2 separate regions of the Mus musculus genome follow, and region 1 is linked to region 2. A link is a loop called in an ENCODE intact Hi-C map of the cell type or tissue named here. Cell type or tissue: gastrocnemius. All regions are shown on one strand. Each heading gives the region's core, and the rest is flanking DNA. Links, peaks and the distances in the headings are about the cores only. Region 1 holds the start of Tpm1 (tropomyosin 1, alpha). Region 2 has its middle 12 kb from the start of Gm10646.

Evidence for each region. A loop is a pair of places that touch in the nucleus more often than their neighbours do. Peaks named below come from ENCODE experiments on the same cell type or tissue, not always from the same donor. Only the 100,000 strongest peaks of a DNase experiment are listed, where the experiment ranks them.
Region 1: a loop joins it to region 2, with 5 times the contacts of the local background. A loop is called at or near these places in 4 of 42 quality-filtered maps.

Annotation. Positions count from the first base shown.
Region 1 is chr9:67,046,904-67,052,274 of GRCm38, forward strand. Tpm1 (tropomyosin 1, alpha) reads right to left here and starts at 2,310. Exons shown (of 10, transcript NM_001164248.1): 1 at 2,116-2,310; 2 at 883-1,008. The coding sequence starts at 2,229. In gastrocnemius, for the core only: CTCF peaks have their summits at 568 (motif pointing right) and 2,480 (motif pointing left); DNase peaks (open chromatin) are centred at 811, 1,043, 1,328 and 2,511; H3K4me3 peaks cover 5,000 bases; H3K27ac peaks cover 5,000 bases.
Region 2 is chr9:67,111,619-67,116,989 of GRCm38, forward strand. No RefSeq gene overlaps it. Among named protein-coding and RNA genes, the nearest start is that of Gm10646, 12 kb to the left of the region's middle. In gastrocnemius, for the core only: CTCF peaks have their summits at 115 (motif pointing left) and 2,093 (motif pointing left); no DNase peak of the experiment used is centred there; H3K27ac peaks cover 4,601 bases.

The DNA.
Region 1 (5,371 bases), core at 317-5,316, 65 kb before region 2:
TTCTTTTCTAATTGAGCCTCTAGGCTTAATTGGCTTCTCCAGTGGAATGTAGTGGTGCGAAAAGTCAGTGCATTGGGAAACTGACCGTCAGCTTGACTTTCTAGACAGAAGTGGCTAGCTCTAGGGTGGAGAGGGTGCTTAGCAGAACTGGAACTGTGTCTATCACCCCCCTGGAAGCACGTCTGTGGTGGTTGTCAGAGGGCTGACAGGTGGGGGCGGGGCGGGCAGGGGGCAGCCAGCTCGCTATGCCATATAAAGCACTGAGCTATATATAACTCCCTGCGTACTTTCTGGATCTAGTGCTTCAGACTGCAGACCCAAGCAAGTATCACCTTCCCTGGGCAGGTCTTAAGGCTTGTCTAGTGAGAAAAAGAGCCTCAAAGTGTCACAGTAGCCCTCAAATTTAGCGTCTGAAGTAAAAGGATGAGTCCATTTAAAGGCCAGGCTCTGTGGACTTACTCAGACTAGGTCCATCAGCGAAAACCACCGGGGGCTGGGGGCGCGGCAAACACTAGGTATTCTGTTTTGCACAGACCTTGGTGATGACATACACCTCAGAGGTTTTATACCAGCAGGAGGCGAAGTTCACCTCCAGCTTCACCCTTTTCAGCTCCCAGCTTCGTACCCACCCACCTCCAACCAAAGGGGAGGAGGTAAAGAAGAGGAAAAAGAGAAAAAGGGAAAGGACGGAATAAAAATGAAACGTGAGCAGCAGTAGAGGCGGCATCCAGTGCTCTGGGCCACGGCCAGGCTGTGTGCAGGTGTCCCTGCAGGAGGAGGTTCGCCCTCTTCCTTTGCTCTGCAGCCCCTGTGGTGGCCCCCCGCCCCCCAGAGTGGCCACACGGACAGGAGGTGAGGGAGGCAGTGTGAGCGTGCACTTACATCTGTGGCCTTTTTCTCCGCCAGCTCCAGTTTCTCCTGGGCATCTTTGAGAGCCTCGGAGTATTTGTCCAGTTCATCTTCAGTGCCCTTGAGTTTCTTTTGCAGTGACACCAGCTCATCTTCCAGCTGGGAGTTGGCAGTGGAGTACGGGGAGGGGGGAAGGGGGAGGGGGTGGGGTGCGGCAGGCAGCGTGATCCCGCAAGGTGCGGGTTGAGGGTGCATAGACCATAAAGGACAGGGACAGCGGGAGAGAGAGAGAGAGGGAAAGACAGGGAGGGAGAGAGAAAGAGAAAGAGTTAGCCATTCGTGTGCAGTGCCTCGCCGCGCGCCCGGGGTACCTTGGCGGCGGTCTCGTCGGCAGCCAGGAGGCTGTCCTCCGCCTTGTGCAGCTCCTCTAGCACCCGGTCCCGCTCGTCCTCCGACGCCCGCAGCAGCTTCTCTTTCGCTGCGATGTCCTCCTCGAGCTGGGGTAGCGGCGAGCGGGCGCGGGCGGCCGGCATGGACCGGGTGGGAGACACATAACAAATGGGTGCCAGGTTGGCTGGAGCCCTGGGGCTAAGGGATCGCTGCTTTGGGGCTCAAGGGACCCTAAGATATCTCTCCCAGAGATCTCACTCAGTGACTCATCTCGCACACCACCCCCCAACCCGGGACCACACGCTCCGGCCGGCCGAGGACAGCAAGCTCAGGTTCTCAATTTGAGGGACTGCCGAAACATGTCCTTGTTTGGCTAGCTTTCCGTGTGTCTCCCATTCTGTCCCATCTTTGTTCTTAGGAAATAATTCAGTGACTCCCTCCTCTTCCCTTCAAAGTCTTCATCCCGTGTTGAGGGATCTTTCTCCCCAACCAAAAAGTCCAAAGAACTTCGGACACCTTAGGACTTGAGCCTTGCTCCGCTCCCCCACCCTTCCCTCCAGGCAACCCGGGAACTTGTATCCTTTCTCTCTTCCTCTTTCAAAACTGATTCCCAACCCTAAGAGTCAAGAGCCTCTCTAGGGAAGAAGCTCAGTGGACCTCGCAGACCGTGGGAGTCAGAGAAGGGCCACGAGCGTCCTCGGACGAGACAGAAAAGTTAGAATCAGTCTAACTCTCGCGCTTCTCCTTTTCTTTTTTAAACGTGCGCCCCTGGACACCCTGGCTGGGGATGGGATGAGGAAAGGGAGCCAGTTCGGGTCCCGGGGCTGAGCGACCCACGCTAAGCTGGGGCATTGGAGGTTGGGGATAAATGCAGACCTGCTTGCTCCGGTCTTCCGCCGCCTTCTTATCAGCCTCCGCTTGCTCAGCTCGATCCAAGGCGTTCTCTTTGTCGAGCTTCAGCATCTGCATCTTCTTCTTGATGGCGTCCATGGTGGCGGTGGCGAGGGGCCCTTAGGCAGCGGAGCGAGAGGAGACGCGAGCGCGGTGGGGTAGCAGAGCCGGAGTGCGAGCGCGGAGCTGCCTGCTGCTCCCTGATATGTACTTTCCCAGGGGGGCGACCGCATTCCTTAGGACAGCCAATACTTTTTTGGAAAAGCTTGTTCCTCCTTCCCCCTTTCCCAGTCTCCTGCCTCCGCCCCGTGCCCCCTCCTCGCTCCTCCCGCGGGGGCCCGCACGCCCATTCGCTGCCGCCTGCCGGCCTCCCAGTTGACGGTGGATATGACTATATATGGGGACCCGAGCCTCCGAGGCCGCGGCCGGGCGAGGCCGTCCTATTTCTAAACCTGCACGCCTGGGAAAGAGCGCCGGGACCTCGCTGGAGAGGAGCCCGGCACTGGGCGAGAGTCTCTAGCCACCTCTCAGAGCCATCGTCTGGCGGTCAAGGTCCCCAGAAGAGCCTGCCCGGAACCACCCGGAATAGGGCAGGTGGTGTGTGCGCACCGGCTCACTCTGCCTCCAGGTCCTGGGGTGCTGCTCATTGTAAGGTCCGGGGGCTGCCAGTCACGGCCACTGCCCCTCCCCTCTGGGCCTGGGAGCTCTCGGTACCCAGCTGGGTCCTTGTGGCAGCACTCAGCCCACTCACCAGTTGTCGTCCTGGGCTCTCACGGTCTGGACATTTCAACCAGAGCAGAGAAATAGAGGTGGAGGAAGGTTTGAGGGCCATTCCTGAGACCCTGTCTCTCTGCCCCTGATAGTGGACATAGTGACACACAGGCAGTCTCGAGTCTTTTCACCAAACTGGGGGTGGGTAGTAAAATACTTTAGGGACTTAAGGCCCAAAAGTGCCTGCGCTGTGCTTTGGAAAGGGCAGAGGGAGTGTGTCAGTGTGTAGCGGTCTAGGCGTTTTTCTTCCCTGTGGGAGTCAGTGGTGTGAGTGTGAGTGTGTGTGTGTGTGTGTGTGTGTGTCTGGTCTTTAGTCATCGGCAGCTGTGATTTGTAACAGCTTCAATGCTGTAGCTTCCCTCCATTTATTCATTTGCATGTTTTACTAGAGTCGGTTACTTATTTGGGGGGCGGGGTCATGGAGGTGCATTCGTGCTTTGGTGGACTGTAGAGGTCAGAGAGCAACTCTTTAAGAATCCAACACAGGGGGCTGGTGAGATGGCTCAGTGGGTAAGAGCACCCGACTGCTCTTCCAAAGGTCCGAAGTTCAAATCCCAGCAACCACATGGTGGCTCACAACCACCCGTAATGAGATCTGATGCCCTCTTCTGGAGTGTCTGAAGACAGCTACAGTGTACTTGCATATAATAAATAAATAAATCTAAAAAAAAAAAAAAAAAAAAAAAAAAAAAAAAAAAAAAAAAAAAAAAAAAGAATCCAACACAGGTCTTTGTGCTTGATAGCAAGCTCCTTTACCTGCTGAGCCATCTTGTTAGTCCAGTTTCCTTGCTTGGATCCTTACAGGGAGTTGTCTCTCTCTGTAAGGCATTTGGATGCTGGTGCTGAAAACATGGTACAAATTAGCTAAGGAAATGGTTCTATCTGTAGCCTGATCTCTGCAGAGGGAAAGGGGCCAGCCAGCTCAGCACTGAAGACAAGAGGATTGTCCCTCCGTATCGCTTTAAGTTTACCTCAAGCCAGTCCCCAAGGAGGAGAGATGCCTGATCTTTTCCAGTTCAGTGAGGCTTCAGGAGGGGAGAACCTTCCTGATGGCCAGCTGAGACAGGGTTGTGAGGGTCTTGTGACCAGTCCCTACAGAATAATTTACAGCCTGTACTACATGGATATCAAATATTCCCCAGACAGTGTCTGAGTAGATTAGGCAGGCCAAATGACTTGCTAAGCCCTTCAAGAAGAGAATGATCATATTCCTCTTTAGGATTTTATCAGGTTTCTGGCTGCCCAGGAGGGAAAACGCACCCTCTGGTAGTGACCAGAACATTGGAACAGATGAACAGGGACTCTGTGGCACAGAACATTCACCAGAGCCCTTCCTTGCCACGTGCCAAGTGGCTCAGGGCGCTGACACCCTTCCAGGCCATGGGCAGTATTCAGATATGTGGGCTATAGGAAGCTGACACTCCAGCTTGGAGTTTAACAGAGGAGAAGAATAGGGAATCTGGAATTTAGAAGCTGAGATCCAAAATGGACTTGGATACTTCTTTTTAATATAGCCGTAGCCATGGTGCAACCTCTTAAAGCCTCCGTTCTCTTCTATTAATGAAGTAGATACTGGAGTAAATACTGACTTTCTCCATGTGCTGGGCATAGTTGAAAAACTCACTCACTAAATCCATTTTAAATAAGCTAATGGTACAGTCCATTAAATATCCCACAACTGGATACCTGTTACATGCATGACAGGCAGCACTGGACTCTGAACTCAAAATTGGGTGACGTACAAATTTCTCAACCAGATGCTGAGGAAGAACAGCAGTGTAAGACCTCAGAAAGGAAGACACGGAAAGAGCCAGGGTAGAGCAAACAGACAAGGCTTCTTCGGGAAGCTTTACAACAGATTTTAGAGAAGGGTTGCAACAGGGACTGAGAAGCCCTTAACACTGGTTGGACAGTAGGCTTTCCTGAACAACAGATTGGAAAGGCAAGTTGAGGCCAGATGGCAAAGAACTTGGAATTCTAGGTTGTCCTTGAACTCCTGTCCTCCTTCCTCTGCTTCCTGAGTCCTGGGGTTACACAATACACAGCTCTTGTGTGGGTGGAAACGATAGATTTCTTTCTATCTCTCCTTACCCTTGGGCCTCTCACATACACCTGTACTCAAAGGCTGAGTCTACGGAGCTCAAGTGTTACACTGAGTTACACTGAGCTAACTTTGTGGGAGTGGAGTGCATATGCTAGAGGTCAACCTTGGGTGTTACTCCTCAGGATGGCATCTACATTGGTTTTGAGACAAGGTCTCTCATTGGCCTGGAACTTGCCATGTAGACTAGGCTTGCTAGGTGGAGATCCCCAGGGATCTGATTCTCCAGGGCTGCGATGGCAGGTGTGCATATATTCTGAGGAGTAAAATCAGGTGTTCACTGAGCCAGCTCCCTAGCCTCAGAACTACCATATCATCCACACGGATGGGTTGACATAATGTGTCCCTGAGTTTAGTCATTACCATTTC
Region 2 (5,371 bases), core at 109-5,108:
AGAGAAATTCTGTCCTGAAAAAATAACAGTCACAGGCTAGAGAGGAAGTTCAGAGGTTAAGAGTACTGGCTGCTCTTCCAGAGGTCATGAGTTCAATTCCCAGCAACCACATGGTGGCTCACAACCATCTATAATGAGAAATGGTGCCCTCTTCAGGCCTGCAGGCATACATACAGGCATCATCATCACCACCATCACTATCATCATCATCCTCAAACAAACCAAGATAAACAGAGCTGACGGTCCAGGTTATTCTCTGGTTTCAATTCCGTGTGTGTGTGTGTGTGTGTGTGTGTGTGTGTGTGTGTGTGCATGTGCATCCTCATGGAAAGGCCCACATGGAGAGACATTGAGGCTTCAGGGTCATGGTGTAGATGCAGACACTATGTTCCAAGCATGCATTCAAACACAGCCTTTGTCACACACTGACTGTGATTTAATGAGAGGCCCTGGGCCAGAGCCTGCAGCTGAGCTACTCTGGAATTCCTTGCCCACAGAAATCATGAGAAATATCAAGCTGGTTCCTTTCTAGTTAGTTTATTATGTAACAATAAGCTCTTACTGTTATCTTACACACTTTGTGGGGTCATAGGTGGTGTCTCCCATCCCTTAGAAAGCATCTCAAAAGTTCGTTCCAACCAGGTTGAAAAAATGGGCCACATGCTTAGACATCCTGTGGGCAGAGCCTGTCTCCCAGAGATTGATAGCATGTGCTGTTTGGCAGACAGTGTCTGTATGAGCTTTGTGTAGAGCTTTCCTGATGCTGTACTTTTGTGATGTAATGTTGATGAAAGTGAACCTGAACAGCTTTGCATTGCATAATTAATGACATTACATTTCCATGACAACGCCTAATTAATCATGTCTGTTCCCATGAACTTTTAGCCTGTGGGAATCCTAGCTCACATGGGACAGTAAATTATGTTGGCATATCTTTTACATTTTTTTTTCTTCTTTGAATGAGGATCTCATGTAGCTCAGTCTGACATCCAGCTTGCTTTATAGCTAAGGATGATACGGAACTCCTTCTGCCTCTACTTCCCAGACTCCTGGGATTATAGACTTGTACCTTTATATCCAGTTTACGCAGTGTTGGGAATCAACTCAGGGCTCCATGCATGAATCACTCAATCCACTGAGCTACCTTGCCAGCCCTCACCTATAATTTTTGGAAGGCAGAGATGGGTGGGTGCTGCTTTTGAAGACCCCTGGACTATAAGGTCGACACCAGGGTCTATCAGTCCCTTAAGGTTAGGGGTTAGCCCTTTTACACTTGATCCCCCTTTCCTAGCACAGTACCTGGCACATCACACTAGCTCATTAAATATTTGTCGAGTACATAGAAAATGTTGAATAATGAATGAGCCTGTGTTTTGCCTTCTCCTCCTCACTTGACTCACAGAGTTAAGACAAAATCCATCTGGAAGGTTCAGCCTGTTTGAGCTCTGCAGAGAGACATGGAGGAAGCATGTCCCAGAGGGTCCCTATGATGGTTGTGATTGCTCACACTCTCACATTCTGGACTCATGAAGTCGGGGGATACAGACCTCAGATCCTCTTTAATATCCCTCTTCCCTTTGAGAGCATCAGTAGGAGAGTGTCAACAACAACCATGGTGGGGTACTTGGAGATATCAAGAACATTTGAAGAAAGGCCTCATGGGCAGAGGTAGAGTCTTTGGTGAGATCCATTCTCAGCCAGAGAGGTTCTCCTGGTTTCATTTTGTAGCCAGGAATTTCCAAGGCTTGCTTATGAAGCTGCAGTCCAGTGTTTGCTGGGGCTCCAGCCACCAGTTCACAAAGATTCATCTCCATGAATGGCAAGTCACCTGGACTGCTGGCCAGGGGTTTCTCTCTATATGGACCTTTCAATAGGACTTCTCCAAAAACAAAAACAAAGCACCTTTAATACCTTTTTAATACCTATGTATTACATATGTGTTTCAGAGCATGCACGCGTGCGCACAGGCACATGTCTGTTGACAGGATAGGCATACCAAGCACATGTGTGGAGATCAGGGGACAACTTTTGGGAGTCAGTTCTCTCCTCCAATCATGGGGTCCCAGGGGGTTAACTCAGGCCAACGGGAAGCATCTTTACCTATGGAGCCATCTGCTGGCCCTACACGGCTTCTTAAATGTCTTTATATGATACTTCTTCAGAGTGAGCAATGCAGGGTACCAAGGCTCAAGTGGCAGTGGCTAGCTTGATACATTAGCTTCCCAAACAGGCTTAGTCAAGCGTCCCTCAGTCCACTGTAGGGAGGCACCTTTATCTTCCAGACTCTCAGAGGATTTGTGCTTGGCCCTGGCTCTTGCCATCATTTCCACAAAGGAGCTAACCAAAATTTCCCACCCCTACATGTTGGCCACTGCAGGTCAGGAAAGCCAATTGCCAAGCCGTGACAAACCATTCCTGGTTCATCCCTGGGCGATTCTGAGCTCATCGTGAAGACTTGGTGACAAGGGATAAGAGCCGTAGCTGAGGGACCGCTGGGCAGGGGGAAGTGTGAGATCCTGTGCACACTGGGTGGCCATGGCCACCACAGCTCTTCAGCCTCCATGATGACTTGCAGATAAGCCCAGGGAGATGGATGGCTGAGGATTGACAGGGCCACTTGTCCTGGATTTGGGTAGTCTGGGGACACTGGGCCACCTGCTGCCGAACTACTCCTAGCAAGAACACGTGTTTCTGAAATTAGACACCTTATGATGCTAGCCCTCGCTTCTCCTCTTCCCTGTTTATAAGTGATGGAGGCAGCTGCTCTCAGGAAAGGAAAACACAACAGAGCACAACTGTGTGTCCAGATCAGATCAAAGGCTGGTGTGAGGTGGGGAAAGGGGGCTTCTGATGCTCACAGATGCCACTCTGTGGGTCGCAGTTTGAGCTCATAGATGCCCTTTGCCTAGTTTCTCTGCTCAATAACAATGTTCTCCCTTTCCTTCCCTTTCCTTTCTTCCTTCCTTCCTTCCTTCCTTCCTTCCTTCCTTCCTTCCTTCCTTCCTTCTTCCCTCCCTCCCTCCCTCCCTCCATCCCTCCCTCCCTCCCTTCCTTTTTCCTTCCCTCTTTCTATTTCCTTACCCCCTTTTCTTTTTTATGAAGGCTCACACTTATCAGGCTGGCCTTAAACTCCTTATGAAACCAAAGATGACCAGGAACTTCTGATCTTCCTGCTCCACCTCCCAAGGGCTAAGACTGCAAGCATACATCACTGTGCTTGGTTTATTGGTGTTGGGGATCAAACCCAAGGTTTTGTGCATGCTAGACAAGCGCCTTATCCGTGGAGCCACACCGTCAGCCCAAATCTTCTTTTTATAAATGATCTGATATCAGTCATGCACATCCTAGGGCAAACTAAAGCCGTGTAAACAAGCCTTTAGCTCTCATCACTCAGCCAACCTACTCTGATTAATCCAATACTTCAGTGCAAATTTTGCCTAATTCAAAGAAATTCTAGTGCTAATGCTTTAGGAACAATGGTTTCCAGCTTTCTCTCTTTTTGTTTTTCAAATAACATTCAAACTATATACACTAAACTTTTAACCTTGTAGCTTTGGGAAGTAAGAAGGAAAAAATATTTAGAATATTTTAAACTTATTCTTTGATACTTTTATATGTGTATATAACATATCTTGATCAACTCCTCTCTTTCCACCCCTCCTGGACCCTCCAAGCACAGCTCTTGTCAAATTAGTGCAGCCTGTGCACCGAGTGTGGAACCAGCTATCTGAACAACCTGTGCTCCCTGACATGAGAGTCTACAGAGACGGCTAAACACCCTTTGCTGGAGAAGGGCTCCGTGGGTGAAGTGCCTTCTAGGAGGGTCTGAAGACCTGAGTTTAGGTCCCTAGGAGCAATGTGAAGCTGGACACAGAAGCACATAAAGCTATGACTCCAGTATTACTGGAAGCTTTGGGGCCACTTAGCCTGGCATATGAGGCTGTGAGCAAGAGACCCTGTCTCAAGTTGGAGGACAAGGGCTGACACCTGAGGTTATCCCATGACCTGCAAACACCCCTCAACACAGAGAAACAAAATTTAAAAATGCAAATAATGCCCCTTTGGCTTTTGTGTGGTTTTGTGTGTTTCGTGTGTATGATGTGTGTGACTGTGGGCACGTGGGTGACACCGCGCTCACATGCACATCGGAGCACAGTTTTTTTGGAGTTGGTTCTCATCATTTACCTTGTTTTGAGGCAGAGTCTCTCTTGTTTTGCCACACTCTCCAGGGTAGCTGCCCAAGTTTCTGGGTCTTGTTTTCCTTCCCATCTCCTTGTGAAAGTTCTGGGAGCACAGATGCCCACAGCTACATTCAACATTTGCACATGATCCAAACAAACTCAGGCTGGCAGGCTTGTGTGGCAAGTGCTCTCTTCCACTGAGCCATCCCCCAAGGCCCTCTTTGACTTCTGAAGCCTGGCTACATCTTAGTGATTTATTGTCCTATAAAGGAGAGAGAAAACAAAATATAGGAGCAAGTGATCTCCTACAGAGAGGAGGGGTCTGTCCTGCTGCAGAGTGTGTTTACACAGGCGAGCAGAGAGAATTCCTTTCCTGAATTCTTTCCCAGTGCTGTCACAAGTCAGGGTTTCCTGTAACCCAAGAAGGGGCTTCATAATCCACTGCTGATTCCCCAACCCCTCAAACTCCTCCCACACCCAGGTCCTTGAAGGTAACAGCCAGTGCCTCTCCAAAAGACTCTTGTGAGCCGTTTAACTCTTCAGAAAATTTCTATAAGCACATCTACTTTTATTCATTTAAAAGATTTTATTTGTGTATGTCTGTGTATCTGTGGGTATATGCACCCAAGTGCAATCTCTGGGGGTGGGGGGGGGGAGAAGAAGGTGTCAGACTCCTGGAGCAGGAGTTACAGTTGGTTGTGAGCTACCCATGGGTGCTAAGAATCAACCTTGAGTTTCCTGCAGGAGCAATATGTGTTGGGAACCACTGAACCATCTCTCTGGCCCCTTCACGCAAGACATTTACCTGTTCTGTTTGCATGACATACTAATAGGGTACATATACATGTATACTTTACTTTTAAAACATAACACACATGACTATTATATGTAAACAATTAACATTTGGCATCTGTAAACACTATTTTTAAAAAGTTATAAATTCACCCTTTTAGGTACTTTATTATTCTCCTTTACAGAAAAGGGGGCACACAGAAATAGATGGAGTTGGAGCCTGATCTGCCTGAGTGTTGCAGCATATGCTGACCAACATCAGCGGATGTTGGCTGCACAAAGACAAGAAGGCACAAAGCTACAGCTTGGATCCTTAGCATCCCCCAAGAGCTCCAAGGGCTTGGTCCCCCAGGGTGGTGTTTTTAAGCTTGAGGAAACTGAGGGGGGGGCTTGTAGGA